2 separate regions of the Homo sapiens genome follow, and region 2 is linked to region 1. Evidence: chromatin loops called from intact Hi-C (ENCODE). Cell type or tissue: CD4-positive, alpha-beta T cell. All regions are shown on one strand.

Region 1 (8,000 bases):
AGAAGAGATCAGAAGCTCGGGCCTGGGCAGGGCTCAGGGCCTCATACACTATGGACCTGGAGTCATAGGGTTGGAGGGGACCTGAGTGTTAGCTCATGGACACCTTCCCCCCGCTTAGGGATGTCAGGCCTAAGCAGCAGCAGCGAACTCTGAGAGACGGAGCTAGGGCTGGTGTTGGGCCAAGGACAGAGAACGATACGGGGGCCACCAGCTGAGTGGACCCTAGAGGCCTCCTTGTTTAAGGCTCCTGGGCTGGGAACTCAGCCTGCATCCAGACAGCACACTCCCGCCACCGCGCCTGCCACATGCACGCTAGCCCAGGGTCCGGCTGGCAAGACCTCTTGACACTTAGCATTTCTCCATCTAGAAAAGTAGAGATTGCTCCCACCTGGGCTAAGTTCCAGGAAAAACTGGTTCATTCCATTAGAGGAGTTAATTAGTCCTGATGGGCCCAGTCCCCTCCAGCAATATCCTGGGGAAAGGGGAAGCAGGTGTCTGGAGAGACAGGCCAAACTCAGGTTCCTCTTGGGTGCTCCTGAAGTCCAGGGATTCTTCCCTGCTTGGGTCAGCCCTGGGCAGAATGGAGGGACCCAGAACCCAGGCAGCTCAGACCCAGGGACAGAGAGCAGATCCCCACTGAGTCTTTATGCTCTGCAGCCAGGACTGTGCCTGGCATGGATCAATCTTTGTAAGGGTTTGTGGTTGAATGACAGGCATAGTCTTCTCCCATCTCAAGGTTTCTTCCCACCTAAGATGATGTAATTAAAGAATGCAGCAGCGTGCCTGGCACCAGTGAGTGTGCCAGGAAGGGAGATGCCCAAGTCAGATTGTGACTGCCTCTGCGAGCCAGGGACTCTTGCCTGGTCCTTTGTATATTCCCAGTGCTCAGCACAATCCCAGGCACTCAAAATACCTGATTCATGCTTGCTTGATGCATGGAATTAATGAGGCGGGGGGTGGCGGGGGAGGAGTCCTCCCTGTCAGTTTCTTGCTGTGTGGCAGAGAGTGCACTAGATTGGGAGTCAAGAAACCCAGGCATTGGCCCCGATCTTCCCCTTGCTTGGTTGTGGGAAGTCTGGTCTTTTCCTCTTTGGGCCTCCGTTTCCCCCATTGTTGTACAAGGAGGTTTGACCAGATAATCACTAAGGTTCATATTCTGGTTACTATTGTTATGAAACAAATTACCCCTAGTATGTAGTGATATAAACCCAACAGCCATTTTATTTTGTTTATTATTTTATGGGTCAGGAAATAAGGAAGGGCTCAGTTGAACAGTTCTTGCTTAGGGTCTCTTATGCAGCTACAATCAGATGTCAGCGGGCTGCAAACATCTGAAGCTCAGCTGGGCTAAACGTTCAGTATGCTGTGTTCATGTGGCTGGCAGTTGACACTGGCTGTTGGCTGGAAGCTCAGCTGAAGCTGTCAACCTAAGCATCTGCAAACATATCGCCTCCCTAGCATGGCAGTCTCAGGGTGGTTGGCTGTCTTACATGGCAGCTGGCTGCCTCTAGAATGAGTATCCCTAGAACACCAGGTGGAAGTGGCACGGCCTTTCCTAATCTAGCCTTGGAAGTCACATAGCATCACTTCTACTATACCCTGTTGGTCACAGGAAGCATTTGCTCACCCAGATTCAAGAGGAGGAGCATAGACTCCACTTTTGATGGGAGAAGTATTAAAAAGAATTTGGGGCCAACCAACAACAAAGAAAACAAAAACAAAACCCCACAATAGCCTTGTGGTCTGTGGAATACTTTAGCCTTGGCCCAAGTCCCTATGACTGGAGCTGTCTGGTGGTGACTGCTGGGGTGAACATGATAATGTACAGGATCAGTGAGACCCCCACACTCTGGTACTCCCTTTCCTGGAGAGAGTTCCTTTTCTGCCTTCCTTCCTTGGCTTCTCTGGATTTTAGGCTGAAACTGTCCTTTGTGAATAGCTTTAGGAGATGGCTCATTGCATGGGTGATGGGGCCCCCAGAATGAAGTAGGCCCCATGGCCTTGCCCAGGATCGCAAGAAGGAAGGAAGGAAATATTTAATGAGCACCTATTGTATCCCCATATGGAAAGAAGTCGATACTGTATTCCAGTAGATGTTACTGATGAAGTTCATTTTTCCCTCATACCATCTCTAAGGAAGAGATTTTATTGTCGTCCTCCTTTTACAGATCAGAAAATGGAGATTCCAGGGTTAAAGTGGCTTCCCCAAGGTGGTATGGTTGGCGACAGACCCATGATTCAAACCACTCATGCCACCTGCCCTGGGGCAAACCTGAGGCAGAAGCAGTGGCCTCACCTGTCCTCCTGCATGCCCTTCTCATCCTCCTCTGACTGCTCCCTCCACCCAGGGCCCAAACTTAACCACTCACCTCCCCACCAGAAATGACCTGCTGTGTGTCCCAGTTCTGTGTCTCTAAGCTGACATCCCCTCAGGAGAAGGCTTCCATGCATGTGCAGGTGACTGATGACAAAGATCCCTAACACTCTAGAATCAGCCCATTACATGGGCAGCCAGACTCTCCCCACTCCCCATCAACAAGGGGGGCTTCTGTGTGCCCTCCCCTTTATTTGGGCAGATGCTGTGACCCACAGAAGATGGTAGAGGTACTGTGCCATTTTCCAGCCCCAGGCCTTAAAAACCTGGCAGCTTCCACCTCCTGTCTCTTGAAATGGTCTCTCTGGGGACCCTAAGCCCTTCAGTCAGAAGTCTGGCCAAGTAGCCATGCTGGAGAGGCAGTTGTAGGTGCTCACTCTGGCCGGCAGGCCCAGCTGAACTCAGTCTTCCAGCCATTCTCACTGGAGTGCCCGGCATTTGAGTGAATGTGAGGGCAGCTGCCTTGGACCCTCCAGACTAGTTCGCTGCTAGTTGAATATCACTGAGTGACCTTGGTTGCCACCAGAAGAGTTGCTCAGACGAGTCCTGCCTGAATTCCTTACTCAGAAAACTGCGAGATAGAATGGTTGTTTTAAGCCGCTCAGACTTGGAGTAACTTGGAACACAGCAATAGATAACTGGACCAACATGTGTTATCTCATTGAATCTATTTATTATGTCTGTTTTACAGACTAGGACATTTAAGCTCAGAGCGATTAAATGACTCGCTCAAGGCCTCCCAGGAAGCAGGAAGCTGGGTGGCATTTGAACTTGAACTTGAGAAGTATGACTCTAGAGCTCCTTGGAACCAAAGCCCTTGTTATGCTGCATCTTGGTGGATCTGTGTGCCCCTCCTGGCAAGAGGGCTTGCATCTCAACCAAAAACATTACCTTCAACCAAAAGACTGAATACTTGACAAGGAGTGACTTTCAGCACCAGGCCATTTCCTGGTTTGAAAGATACATGGGGAGATGTGGAGTTATAGGGCCGGTCCCCTCCCTCTGCCAAACTCAGGACAGCAGGGGCTGATTTTATCTTTATTCATCTATAGCTGGCATGGAGCCTGTCCAGGGTGGGTACGTAATAAATGTTTGTTCAACAAATAAACTAACCCACAAAGGAATAAATGACAGAGAGGAAGGCAAGCAGACTATGATCTGGCGAGAAAGGTTTTCCTGCCATCTGGTGGCTATTCCTGGAACAACACTTTCTATGGCAAGAGAAGAAAATGGCAGGTTCCTTCAGGGTCCTTGGCTGTGTGCGTCTGAGTGCAAGCAGCATCATTCCAGCCTGGAGCTGGGTGGGGTGGGGGTGAGGCCTCCTCCAGGAGCCAGACTTCTTGTTTCTTTCAATGTCGGTGCTCCTAGAGGGTGAGGCAGGAAGAAGAGCTTCCCAGCCACCAGCACAGTCCGTTCTTCACAGTGCTGAGTATTCAGTGGGTGTTTAATAAATGAATACTTGGGGCTGGAATGTTAGAACAGAGGTGATGTCAGATCCCCTAGTTCGTCTTTACCTTCTACTGAAGTTTGCAAGAGGGATAGCTATCTTGAAGAGAGGGGCAGAACTTTAGAATATGCCTGTTCCAGGGGAGCCCACCCCCCCCCCAACCCAGCACCCAAGAGAGTCCTGGTCCTTGCTGTCAGACCTCTCAACACTGGCACCTTCCCACCCCTGTCCTTCCCTGAGGTGGGCCTCCACACACCCCACCCTTGCCAGGCTGACAAGTATAGCTTTTCCTGGTAGTCAGGTGGGACAGGAGTTTCCCCTACAGGGTCCTGTAAGAGACCACCAAATACCATCCTAATTTCAGATGCAGTTTCACCTGGAAAAATGTAGCCAGCAAAGGGTCTCCCTTAGGAAACGGTTGCAAAGATGACAGGAAATTAGACATGTGGAATCGCTGGACCCCAATAGGGCCCTCTACAAGTGTGTGCATTGTTAATACCTAGGACAATTCATAGGAAAATACAGATATGAACCTGTGCACACTCCCCGCGCTGCTCCTCAGCCAGCCAGCACCCACAACCCCCCTCAGCAGTCCTGTCCACCCATCCCAGTCCAAGCTTTTCACCCCAAAGCTTCCCGCAGGATCCTTGGCCACCCTTCCCTCTCCCTCATTGCAAGAGCAGGTGAGAAAGGCAAGAAGGGTTTGGTAAGAACAGACACTTTATTGCACACTATGGTGGGGGAGAGAGGAAGAGGGGTCTAGGGTGACAATGCCTCATCCCCTCCCCTGGGCTGAGTGGTTTTGACCCAGGGCTCTGACCAGCCATGGGACACATGGACTTGAATTGTTCTGAACTTATGCCAGAACCCAAAGTGACGGCCTGGTGTGTATGCTTGGGTCTGTATAAAGCAGAGCTTTCAATGAGAAGAGGCCCTAGGCCCCCTCCCCCAGCCAAAGTCATCGGGCCCCAGTGAAGCAGCAGACCTCACATCTCAGGGCCTATTTGAAGGATCCAGGGATGCTCAGGGAGCCAGGTTCATTCTAACCAGTTTAGTTTCCAGCTCTTTTCACAGTGGGGAGTACTCTGGGGGAGTGGGGTGGGGCGTGGGGGTGAGGAAGGGCAGAAAAGCAGCCCCTCCGCCTGGTAATACTGCAGGCCTGTGCAGTGCCTGGGACCGTGTCTCCTGGGCCCCAGCCTCATGACCCACACAGGCTGACTCGGAGCGGGGGTTCTCCTGGCACTGGGAAAGCAGCAACCCCTGCACATGTATTGCTGGAGGGCAGAAGCTGACCTCACTGGCATTAACTGATGTGCCCTACCTGTTCAGCCCCCATCTGGGCCTCGGGCTTCATGTTGCCTCAGTGAGGAGGGCGGAAGTCTCCCTGAGCAAGAAGCTGGTGATGGGGCTGGAGGGCAGGCAGAGGTAGGGGATCAGGGGACTGTTGACTCTTTCAGGCACATCCCTGCCCTGGAGTTCCCTCTGCCTTCTGGTGGGCACTGTGTGGACAGCACCAAAGCCAGTGGGGGTGGGGACCCTGTGAAGGGACTTGGGGACCTGGTCCTCTCCTGCTACCTCCTGCTCCTCCAGGATTCTGGGGCTGGATCTTAGCTCATCAGGTGACCCCACCTGCCTTTGACTCCAAAGGCATCAAAAGCACAGTGGGGAGGGGGCAGGCGGCCCTTTTCAAACACTGTCAGGACTGCGTCAACGGCAAATGCAGCAGTGCTATGAGATCCCTCTTGGGGTCTCGCCATCTTAAGAATCCTAGTACTTTTCCTCTGGAGAAGAGCTAGCGATTCTACTGGGAACAGCAAGAAGCTGACTGGTAAATAAATTTGAGGATTTTTTTTTTCCCTTAACGCCCTCCTTCCCTGTTTCTGGCAAACCCAGTGGTGTGAAGGCAATGAGTCACCAGCAAGAAACACATGCCTTTCCCCGTAGCAGGGGGCTCCCGAAGCACCCTGCCGGCCCTGAGGCTCCCAATAGAGCCAAGAGGAGGAGGAGGAGGCAGGGGGAGGGAGCGTGGTCTTCAGGAAGGTGGTGAACACTGGGAGTCACAGATCAGCACGCTACACACACCCACACTCACGTATGTGCACACCATACACACAGCACGCACACACACACCCCGAGCTCTAGGCCCTACGTCTAACACACAGCGAAGACACAGCAAAAGGCTACAACGAGCACTAGCGCGCCCACACCTAGCAAGCACACAGCCCCAGCTCAGCCCCTCCCGCTGGGGCCTGGCCCAGCCACACGCTACAAAATTAAAAATATATCAAATATACAATGAAAATAGATCTGTACAGCACTGAGGATGAAAATAGTCCACCAGCCACAGTATAATATTGGGTTTGTCATTTAACAGCATTTACACCCACATGTACAGAGTGAATATACAATAGAAACAGAATATATAGAAGAGTATATATAGTAGAGTGTCTCTCCTGGGGCTCTGCTTTTCCTGTTGCTAATTCTGCTTGGGATTTGGCAAGGGGCCAGGTAGGAGGTGTTGTCGGGTGAGGGGGACTGCGGTGGGATGTTGTGCCCCAAAAGCTCATCTCTTTGGGGAGATGTGGGTCTCTCTCTCCCCTCAAACACTCAGGAAAGACAGGTAGGGCAGAGGGGGCTAGAAAGGGGAAGCTGTGGAAGAGGGATGAGTAAGGGAGATGGCAGGGTTGGGGGATAGACTGCTCCCAGGCTTGGGGGAACAGTAAGGAACTCAGGGGTAAAGGAGGGGACCCTGATTCTGGTCTGTCCCTCCAGGTCCTAAGAGCAATCTGAGCCACAAGAGTGACTTGCGACCCTTCGTGAGGGTGTCCGGGTTGAGCACTGTGGCCTGTTTCTGCCCTGCCCACCAGAGCTCTCAAAGATGGAGCCAGTATTCCCTCCTTTCTCCCTCCTTTCCTTCCTTCCCCCACCCCATCCGTCCATCCATCCATCCATCTATCCATCCACCCCCACCCCCCAACCCATCCATCCATCCATCCATCCATCTATCCATCCATCCACCCCCACTCCCCAACCCATCCATCCATCTATCCATCCATCCATCCATCTCTCTGCAGACATTTACTCTTGGGTCAGGTTCCTCCCTGGCTGCACTCTGAGAATGGGTTCTCTTCCAGAGGAGGCCCTGAAGGTAATGGCAGGTGGGGTCGCTGTTGTCAGCTGCAGCCTTCTGCACAGGCTGGCCTCCATCCTGAAGACCAGCCCTTGCCTTTGGCAGCCTCTACTGTCCACAGCACTGCCTATGGCACTGGCCACTGTGGGCCAGGAAGGCTTGGGAAAGGTTTCCAAGGTGTCTGCACATGATGTGCACACTGGGCGGCTGTGCTTGTGTAATAAGGAGAGTGAGTGGTGGCTCAAAGGGGCAGTGAAATTATCTGTCTTTCCCCAGGAGTGAGGCTTCCTGGGGATAAGCCTGTGAACTCCAGGGACCCCTGTTCCAGGGGAAAAGCTGCCACTAGACAGAACATTGGACCCCAGGTGAGGAGGGAGGGGAGTGTGCTTCACCATTGTGCTCCAAACCATCTAATTTGTGCTAGGAACCAACAATTTGTGCTCTGGAAACCTCTCCGTGCACTGTCCTTCTCTCTCCAGGAAAGAGGCAGAGGCCACCACTGTGGGCTGGGGAGGGGTGCTGGGGACAGGGAGATGGCTAAGCCCTAATTGAGGTGGGGAAGGTTCTGGTCCCGGTCACTGCACTCCCAGACAAGATGCAGGAGCACACACCACACACCCCAGGCAGGGCCAAGGACATGGGAAGATTCCACCCAGGGACCAGGGCAGAGGAGGTTCCTCACCTTCTGCTACCAAGGCTCATGCTGAAGCCAAGGGCAGCACATACCTCAGAAAACAGAACTTGGGGCTTCTGCCTAGGCCCTCCCAAGTCTGAGCCCTGAGCCCTGGCACACCTGCTCCCACCCTCCGCCTTGGAGCAGGTAGCCTCTTGGACCAGGAGCAACCCCGTCTGGGCTGGGCAGGATGGTGTCCTGTTCTCATGGCAGAGTGAGCCAAAGTCCACTCTCCTTCCCCAGCCCCAAGGCCTCTCACCACCACCATCTGACCCCACAGCCCTAAGAACTGCAGGTGGCAAGTTACAGGGAGAGAGGGAGGTGAGTGACTCCTGCAGTGGCCACTTGGAATCTCCCATGGACTGGGAAGCAGGCC
Region 2 (8,000 bases), 290 kb before region 1:
TCACTCTGTCGCCTAGGCTGGAGTGGTTCAAGAGAGTCCTGCCTCAGCCTCCCAAGTAGTTGGAACTACAGGCACCCACCACCACACCCAGCTAATTTTTTTTATTTTTAGTTAAGACAGGGTTTCGCCATGTTGGCCAGGCTGGCCTCAAACTCCTGACCTCAGGTGATCCACCTGCCTTGGCCTCCCAAAGTGCTGGGATTACAGGTGTGAGCCACTGTGCCCAGCCTATCTAAATTTTTAGAAACTTATTTCCATATCCAGACTACCACTACATCCAGACAAGAGTTCCATACAACTACCACCTACAGCAAGGACAAAACATTTTTACTTATTTGTCTAAAACTTAGTGTCAAGGCAGTGCCATCCTCCCCAGACAACTGGGTTTGATGACCAGACACCCCCTGCCCATGTGGAATCAAGCCCCCAGGGTGGACTCAGATGCCAGTGCTGGGACTCCAGGGCCACCACCGGCTTGGACAGTTCCAGTTTTTGAAGGTGACTCTTTCCTTCTCTTGCCCTCTCCCTGGCTTAGATATCTAAAAGCCAAATATTCTCTCTCCTTTTGTACAAACAATTCTCAGTAAAGGAAATGGTGAGGCTTGGTGGGCAGGTCATGGGATTTTGTGGGGAGGAGGAGTGTCTAGTTGTGATGGCCTAGCTTCCAATCTTGGCTCTCTGGCTTTTGTGAGGAGATCAGCCTGCTGTGGTTTGGGGTGAGTACTGATGATGGGGGTACTGGGTGGTATTCTAATGAACTTGTCCCACAGCAGCCACAGAGAAAGGGCACCCCCTGAGGATGAGGAAAGGGGGTGCTGTGAATGAAATGGATGCTTGGTGTCAGTCATCCAAGGAAAGGAGCCTGGGGCAGATGGAGGGGAGCACCTGTCTTACCTGAACCTCCCTCTCTCAGATCTAGATCTCAAAGAGGTAAACTGCCTGCAGATAAGCTTCATGGCAAAGTGCATTAATGCTGAATAATAAGGCTGAATATTGCCCCCCAAAGATGTCCAGATCCTAATCCCCAGAACCTTGAGATGGGGAGGTTAATCTGGATTATCTGGATGGGTCCCCTATAGTCACAGGGGTATTTATAAGAAGATGGTGGGAGGACAGAGTCAGGAGCTACGACCACAGAAGCAGAGGTCGAGTGTTGGGGCCACAAGCCGGGGAATGCAGGTGGCCTGTAGAAACTGGAAAAGGCAATGAAACAGATTATCTCCTGGAGCTCTGTAAGGAATGCAGCCTTGTACATTCTGGCCCAGTAAGACTGATTTTGGACTTCCAACCTCCAGAACCATAAGATAATAAATGTGTGGTGTTTTGAGCCACGAAGTTTGTGGTAATTTGTTACAGTAGCAATAGGAAACTAATACAGATGATGTCTGTCATAAAGAAATTAGCCAGGAGATGGACTGGGTCAACACCACAGCTCTTAAGCAGGACCATCTGGGGGCATGTTTTTTTCCCCTTTGGGTCATCCATAGCCTATGCACTCAAGAATGACAGTAAGAGTTGTGCACTCACATTAGAACCAGAGAGTTAGAGAGTTAAAGGTAGCAGCACCCCTCAAGGGACCTCATGGTGATGGCAGCAGTGATTAATCAGAGACCCTCCAAGAGGACGTGACCTGCCTGCGAGTTTCAGCCTCTGCTGTCCAATGAGAGAGCTTCTGAGCATTGCCTGCCCTGGAGGATCAGGTCTTATGTCATTAAGGAAAGAAGTCATGGCCTTTAGGCATCCCCCCACCACCACCACCTGACATCCTCTGCAATGGCCAGGAGGCCTGATAGGAGAGTCCTTGGCCCCAGGGCTGCAGACATTGGGGCTGCCCACCAATCAACCTAAGGAGATGGTCAGAGCTGCCAAAACCTTCAAGAGCAAATCCCAGGGATGGTGACTCTCTCCCACCTCCCTCATCCAGATTCAGATGGGAGCCCTGCTGAGCCTCTGTTTCCATCAGCCTGCAGCAACTTCCCTGTCTCAGTCCACCCAGGCTGCCATGACAGAAGGCCACAGGCCATGTGGCTCAAAGGATAGTTGTGGAGGCTGGAAGTCCAAGATCGAGGTGCCATCAGAGCTGGTTTCTGGTGAGGCCTCTTTCCCTGGCTTGCAGAAGGCCACCTTCCCACTGCATCCTCCCATGGCCTTTCCTCTGTGCATGCACATCGCTGGCATCTCTTCCTCTCCTTCTAAGGACACCAGTCACATCAGATGAGGGCCTACCTATATGACCCAGTTAACCTTAATTACTTTTTCAAAAGCCCCATCTCTAAACACAGCCACTTTCGGGGTTGGGGCTTTAGCATGTGAATTTGAGGAGACACAATTCAGTCCATAACATCCCCCTTCCTACCAGTTTCCATCACCTCACAGCTGTGGACTGCCTCTGGCTTCAGCTCTCACATCCTCCAGCAAACCTCGCTGACATGAGAAAGGTCACATCCTGTTATCCAGGGAGACTTTGTAGGTTGTTAGGAGACTGGTGAAGTCCAGGTGGCCTGTCTGGAGCAGTAGACAGAGGAGTGGGTCACAGGCCCTGCCCTGACCTGGGGAAGGAGAGGCTTTCACAAACAGGAGGAGAGCACACTTGGGCTTTCCAGGCACGGGGCCGCAGCTGCTTCTCTCTTTTCCATTCAAATCCCTGCTCTACGTCAGGGGCTTGGAAGCCCCGGCTGAATGGGAATCACACCTTCTGGACTAAAAACTGGGACGTGAGGCCTAACAAAAGATTTTTGTGATGTTTGCTGGCGTAAGTAACAGTCTGACTGATGCAGTGTGATTTCAGGATTACCAGCTTTTTTTAGGACACTGCAATCAGTTGAGGGAACTATGGGACAGAATATTGAAAATCCAAATCCAAAATATGGTCCCTCCCAATAAATCTCACCAAGACCAAACTCCCAATAACTCTTACCTCCATAAAGCTCTATGAGGATGAAGAGCATGTTTTGCTCACCATCGTGGCTTCAGCACCTGGTGATAGGGATGCTCTGTAAATATTTGATGAGAGAGAAAGAAAGACAATTCATTTGACAAGGCACACGCCCAACACATTTGTCTCTCCGACCCCAGGCCAGAGCTGCCAGCTGTGTGAGAAAAAAAGACAGTCCCCTGTGTCATCCTCTTTCATCTTCCTAGCTCAGGCACCTCCAGTGGGGCCAGTGATTTTCCAGTGTCCCTCTGCTCCTGTTGGAGAGACACATCAAGTCCCACCTAGTACCTGCACCCCTTGGGGCCTCACTAGTCCCCAAGCTGGGGTGTTCCCAAGGCCGGGGCAACTCCAGCCCTGGGAAAGAGCTACTTTTAGGGCCTGGGGAAGGTAAGGACTAATGGGAACCAGGGCAGCATGGGGATGACAGAGAGGAAGAGAAGACACCACTCTTAGGACGCTGCTTAAGGCTAGAAGGAAGATCCAGATCTAAGTGGTCAAAGGAGAGAAGGTGGCTTGGGAGACATATGCACAAGTGCCCACTGCCCTTTGCCAGGAAGCACTCCGTGGGATGCAGAAAGCCATTTTTCTCCCTCTTGGGTCCAAATAAAATCTTTGAAGCCCAGTCCAAATCCATACCCAGGCTGCCACCCAGTGATAGAGTGTCCACGGGGCACTTTCTGCACCAGCCGTAATCAGTTCATTCATCAGACTTTCAAGCCGAAGAATAATTTCTGAAGATTCTTGGATTCCCAGTCCACTCTCACCCTGACTGGTCTGCGTCTGGGACTCCCAGGAAAAGCGCGGACTCAGGAAAGCACTTGGAGATTCTCTACTCTTTGCGTATCATCCACTCTACAAGGGGCATGAGCCCAGGTGGTGGAAGTCAAGCCAAAGCATCCCTTCAGCTTGAGGCCACCTACCTTCCTAACTCAGGAGCTGAGGCCAAGAGACTGGCCACCAGCATAACTCGGGAGGTCCCAGGGCACTGACTTAAGCCTAGGCATCTGGACAGCCAGTTTGCCCACAGCCACCTCATTGCATAAGAGCTATGCTCTCGATGAGAAATGTGCACCCCAGGGAGCAGATATGGGGGTGTGGCTGAGATTTGGCACTGGACTTCCAAAGCTGCAGGAGGTGTGGCTGGCACCTGTGGGCCCAGGACCCTCCCTGACACATGGGAGGCCTGTCTCCAGAGGCTCCTTATTCCCTCTTACAGGCCCTAAAAATAAAGCTACCAGGACACAGTTATTCTGGCCTCAGTGTTAAACAGAGCCCTGGGAAAGAAAGGGGCTCTCGAGTTTCATGGATGGGGTCAGAGGAGAGGGCAAGGACAAAAGGTGGTGGAGGCTTAGTGCCCAGGAATGGAGCTTCAGCTTTGGCTTTGAGGATACCAAGGCCACCAGCACAGAGAAGGTGGCCAGGGCCATGAGAAGTCCTTAAAAAGGAAGCACAATTCCACCAGCCAGAATGGGGTGACAAGTTTGGTCTGCATGTTATCCAGCCAGCATCAGCCTCAGCTCTGAAACTCCATGGAGTGCCTAGTGGACCAGATCCTAGCTGTCTTCCACCCCTCCACTACTACGGAATGATGGGCTAATTTGCTGACCTGGAAAGCTAATGCTATTCCCAAGCCCCTCAGGCACACACAGCATGCACATCCTCACCCAGCCAGCCCTAGCTCAAAATGTAATTCCAGTATTACAGATGATCCAGAAAGATCAGAAAGGGGGGATTATCGGAGAGCAAAGGTTGAGAAGGAAATGGTTAACCAGAGAGATGTCCAGTGAGTGAGGGATTTGAGGGCAGGGACCATATATCCTGAGTCTGCGTGCTTCGTGTAGAAGCTGCCACTGTGCCCTGCACATAGGAGACACTTAGTTAATTCTATTGATTGGTTGGCCACTGTCCCTAAGTTCTCCTGGGGTGGGAAGGAGAAATGTTACAGGATATAAACAAGATGTACAAAGCTGGCATCTGAGATTTGGTCACTAGAGGGCGCTCCAGGACAAGAGCTGGCTCCTGGGCAGCCCTCACCATGGCTAAGGGGTTTAGAGGGAGACAGTTTGGAGCTTGTTTGTTCGTTCAACATACGTCTACTGAACAGTTATTCCGTGTCAAACACTAAGTGCTATAAAGGATGCTAAACAATTGAGATGCAACTTATCTTTCATTAGAAAGATAACTGGCATAAGCAAAAAATAATGTATCCATATGTATCCACCTGTAGCTTCTCTTTATTAAATGCTGATGTGTTTAGTCTTTACACACCATCCCTGCCCCTATATCTGCATGGCTGACCCATCTTTCATGTCTTTGCTCAAATGTCACCTTCTCACTGAGCCTGCCCTTCCTACCTCATTTCAAAGCAAAGCGTGTTCCCTCATTACTCCACTTTTCCCATGTGCTTATAACCACCCAGAAGCCACGTAACTTATGCATCTATGATCTCATTGTTTGTGTCCCCCCAGGACATAAGTCCCATGACGACGGAGGGTCTGTTTGTGTTCACCAATGGACACAGTGCCTAGAACAGCATTTTGCACACAGCAAGTATGCAATGCATATTTTTAATGAGTAAGATAGGCAACAATTCTAATTAGCCCCAAGTCAATCAAGGAGCTAGGGATCAGCCAATGAGTTCTCCTATGGTTTAGGGAGTTTGGGTGAAGCAGGCCTCATGTACAGTAGGAGTCTTCCCAGTGGAGATAACATATCAGCTGGTCTTGAAGGACGAAGAACAGTCTGCAGGTTAGAGAAGGTGGAGTCATATCAGGCAAAGGAACAGCATGCACAGAGGCTCAGAGATGAGCCCTGCAGGGTGTTGAGTATGGCAGCCTTGGCAGAAGGACGGGTCAGATGTCCCTCCTGGTCTTCAGAGACCCCACCTCCTCCAGACAGCCGTTGTATGCTCTGGCCAGTCGGGCCCCAGCCATGACCAAGGCTTCTGGACAGTAGCTAGGCCGTGTCCCTCTGCCTGCTTTGCAGTTTCCCCTCGCTCCATGGTCCCGGAGTGTTTCACCCGCACTCCTTGCCATCTGGGGCTTGCTGACATGGGCAGCCTCTGCCACTCTTGTCTCTGTTATACTCTCCCTTCTGCTGCAAGAAAGAAACAAACTGCACAGCTCGGAAAACAATCCATCATTTTGTCATAACATTTCCATTTCAAAGACTTCCTTTCCAAGCTTCTCTCTGCCCAAACGCTTCCTCTCATTAGCATAAGAACTGGCAAGGCGTTGAGTGACAGGGGAGGAGAGGGGCTGGGAATAGGGCTCTAGAACTGGGGCCTGGGTCTGTGTCTACTCAGGGGCAGGGCATGGGTGTGCATGTATGTACTTGTGTGCACACGTGTGTGTGCTTGTGCACACATCCACACCTGGTCTTTGTGAGTTCGCATCTCTCAGCACTCATTACTCGTGCTGCATCACAAAGCATAAGCCACCCTCGGGCATTGGCCGAGCCTCCACAGCATTCTAGGAACTCTGCTGGGCGCTGAGGATTCAGGGAGGAAGGACGCAGGCACTGTTCGTCAGCAGTTTAGTCAGAGAGACGAATGTGTCGGTGAACAACTATGACAGGATAAACGCAATGAGAAAGTGGAGGAGTGGGGACCCTAGAAGAGGTGACATTTAGGCTGGCCTTGAAGGAGAAGGAGCACTTCACAGATTAGAGAAGGTGGAAAGGCATAGCAGGCAAAGGGAACAGGGGTCACAAACTCCCAGAGGCGAACCCTGCAGGTGTTGGATGTGGCTGTGGCAGAAGGACAGACGGCAGGCAACACCTGCTGGGTGGACGTGAATGGCCACCAAGGCTTCCTCAGCTGCCCTCTCCCTGCCTGGACCTTATTGGCAGATAGGGCTGGTGGGATATCCAGAAACAAGTCAGCCCCGCCCTGCAAAGGGGCCCCTCTAGCCTTGCAGCTCCTCCCTGGCCTCCAGGTAGGCCCTCTTCATAAGCAAACCACGGATGTGCTGGTGGCCCCTTCCCAAAGCCTCCTCATTCACCACCTGGCACAGCCCTCAGAAGGCCTGACCACAGAGACCAATGTGGACCCCGTCCCAGAACCATAAATCCCTGGTGGCCATTTGTCCTTCTAACATGCACAGAGGAGTTCCAGGGGGACAGCAAGGGAATGGGGAGTGTTCTAGGCCAGCTAGGGGAGGGAGAAGACATGGGGAGTGGGCCTGAGTGTGTGCTGGGAAGGGGGGATATAAAGATCCAAGAGGAAAGAGGAGACAAAGAAAGCAGTGTGACTCTTGTGGACCTTACCAAGTGACTCATTCATTCATTCACCCTACAATACTTGATGGGACATTCCATGAATTGGGCACCTAAGATATCAAAATGAGAGGTGAGGCTGGGCATGGTGGCTCTTGCCTGGGAGGCTAAGGTGAGCGGATCACTCGTGGTCAGGAGTTCAAGACCAGCCTGGATAACACGGTGAAACCCCATCTCTACTAAAAATACAAAAATTAGCTGGGTGTGGTGGCACATACTTGTAATAACAGCTACTCAGGAGGCTGAGGCAGGATAATTACTTGAACCCAGGAGGCAGAGGTTGCAGCGAGCGGAGATTGCATCACTGCACTCCAGCCTGGGCAACAGAGCAAGACTCTGTCTCAAAAAAAAAAAAAAAGAAAAGAAAATGAGAAGTGCACAATGTCTGTGCTCAGTGAGCCCAGAGGCCATGAGGAAGACCAACAGGGAAATAAGTGGTATGACACTAAGCCCCCAGGCTCGTCAGAAGCATCCTGAAGAGATGTGGACTGAGTTGAGGTTTGAAGGTTGATTGAAAGTCAGAGGAGTTGGAGAGGAGTTGGAGAGTAGAGAACATTCCAGGCAGAGAGTTCTCTGCAGCCAGGAACATTGCTGAGGCCACAGGGGTGCTGTGTGGCAACACTGCGTTAGCCCCAGTGGGGAGCTGCCCTCGCTGTGCCCTCACTGCCCTCCCAGGACAGGGGTCACCACCAGGGCCAACTGGGCAGGGGGTGAGACAGGACCCATTTGGTCCAAACCTCACATTTGTGAAAGTCATCATATTTAGACTTTCTACATTATCTCCAGTTGG

Evidence for each region. Peaks named below come from ENCODE experiments on the same cell type or tissue, not always from the same donor. Only the 100,000 strongest peaks of a DNase experiment are listed, where the experiment ranks them.
Region 2: it touches region 1 in a loop (17-fold over the local background); 65 of 110 quality-filtered maps call a loop at or near these places.

Annotation. Positions count from the first base shown.
Region 1 is chr1:110,198,726-110,206,725 of GRCh38, reverse strand. SLC6A17 (solute carrier family 6 member 17) reads right to left here. Exons shown (of 12, transcript NM_001010898.4): 12 at 4,524-8,000. Among named protein-coding and RNA genes, the nearest start is that of KCNC4-DT, 7.3 kb to the left of the region's middle. RefSeq lists an enhancer at 3,631-3,680. In CD4-positive, alpha-beta T cell, CTCF peaks have their summits at 3,318 and 3,518 (motif pointing left); a DNase peak (open chromatin) is centred at 3,565; H3K27ac peaks cover 427 bases.
Region 2 is chr1:110,493,111-110,501,110 of GRCh38, reverse strand. No RefSeq gene overlaps it. Among named protein-coding and RNA genes, the nearest start is that of CYMP-AS1, 6.9 kb to the right of the region's middle. RefSeq lists an enhancer at 6,348-7,314. In CD4-positive, alpha-beta T cell, a CTCF peak has its summit at 4,925 (motif pointing right); a DNase peak (open chromatin) is centred at 4,950.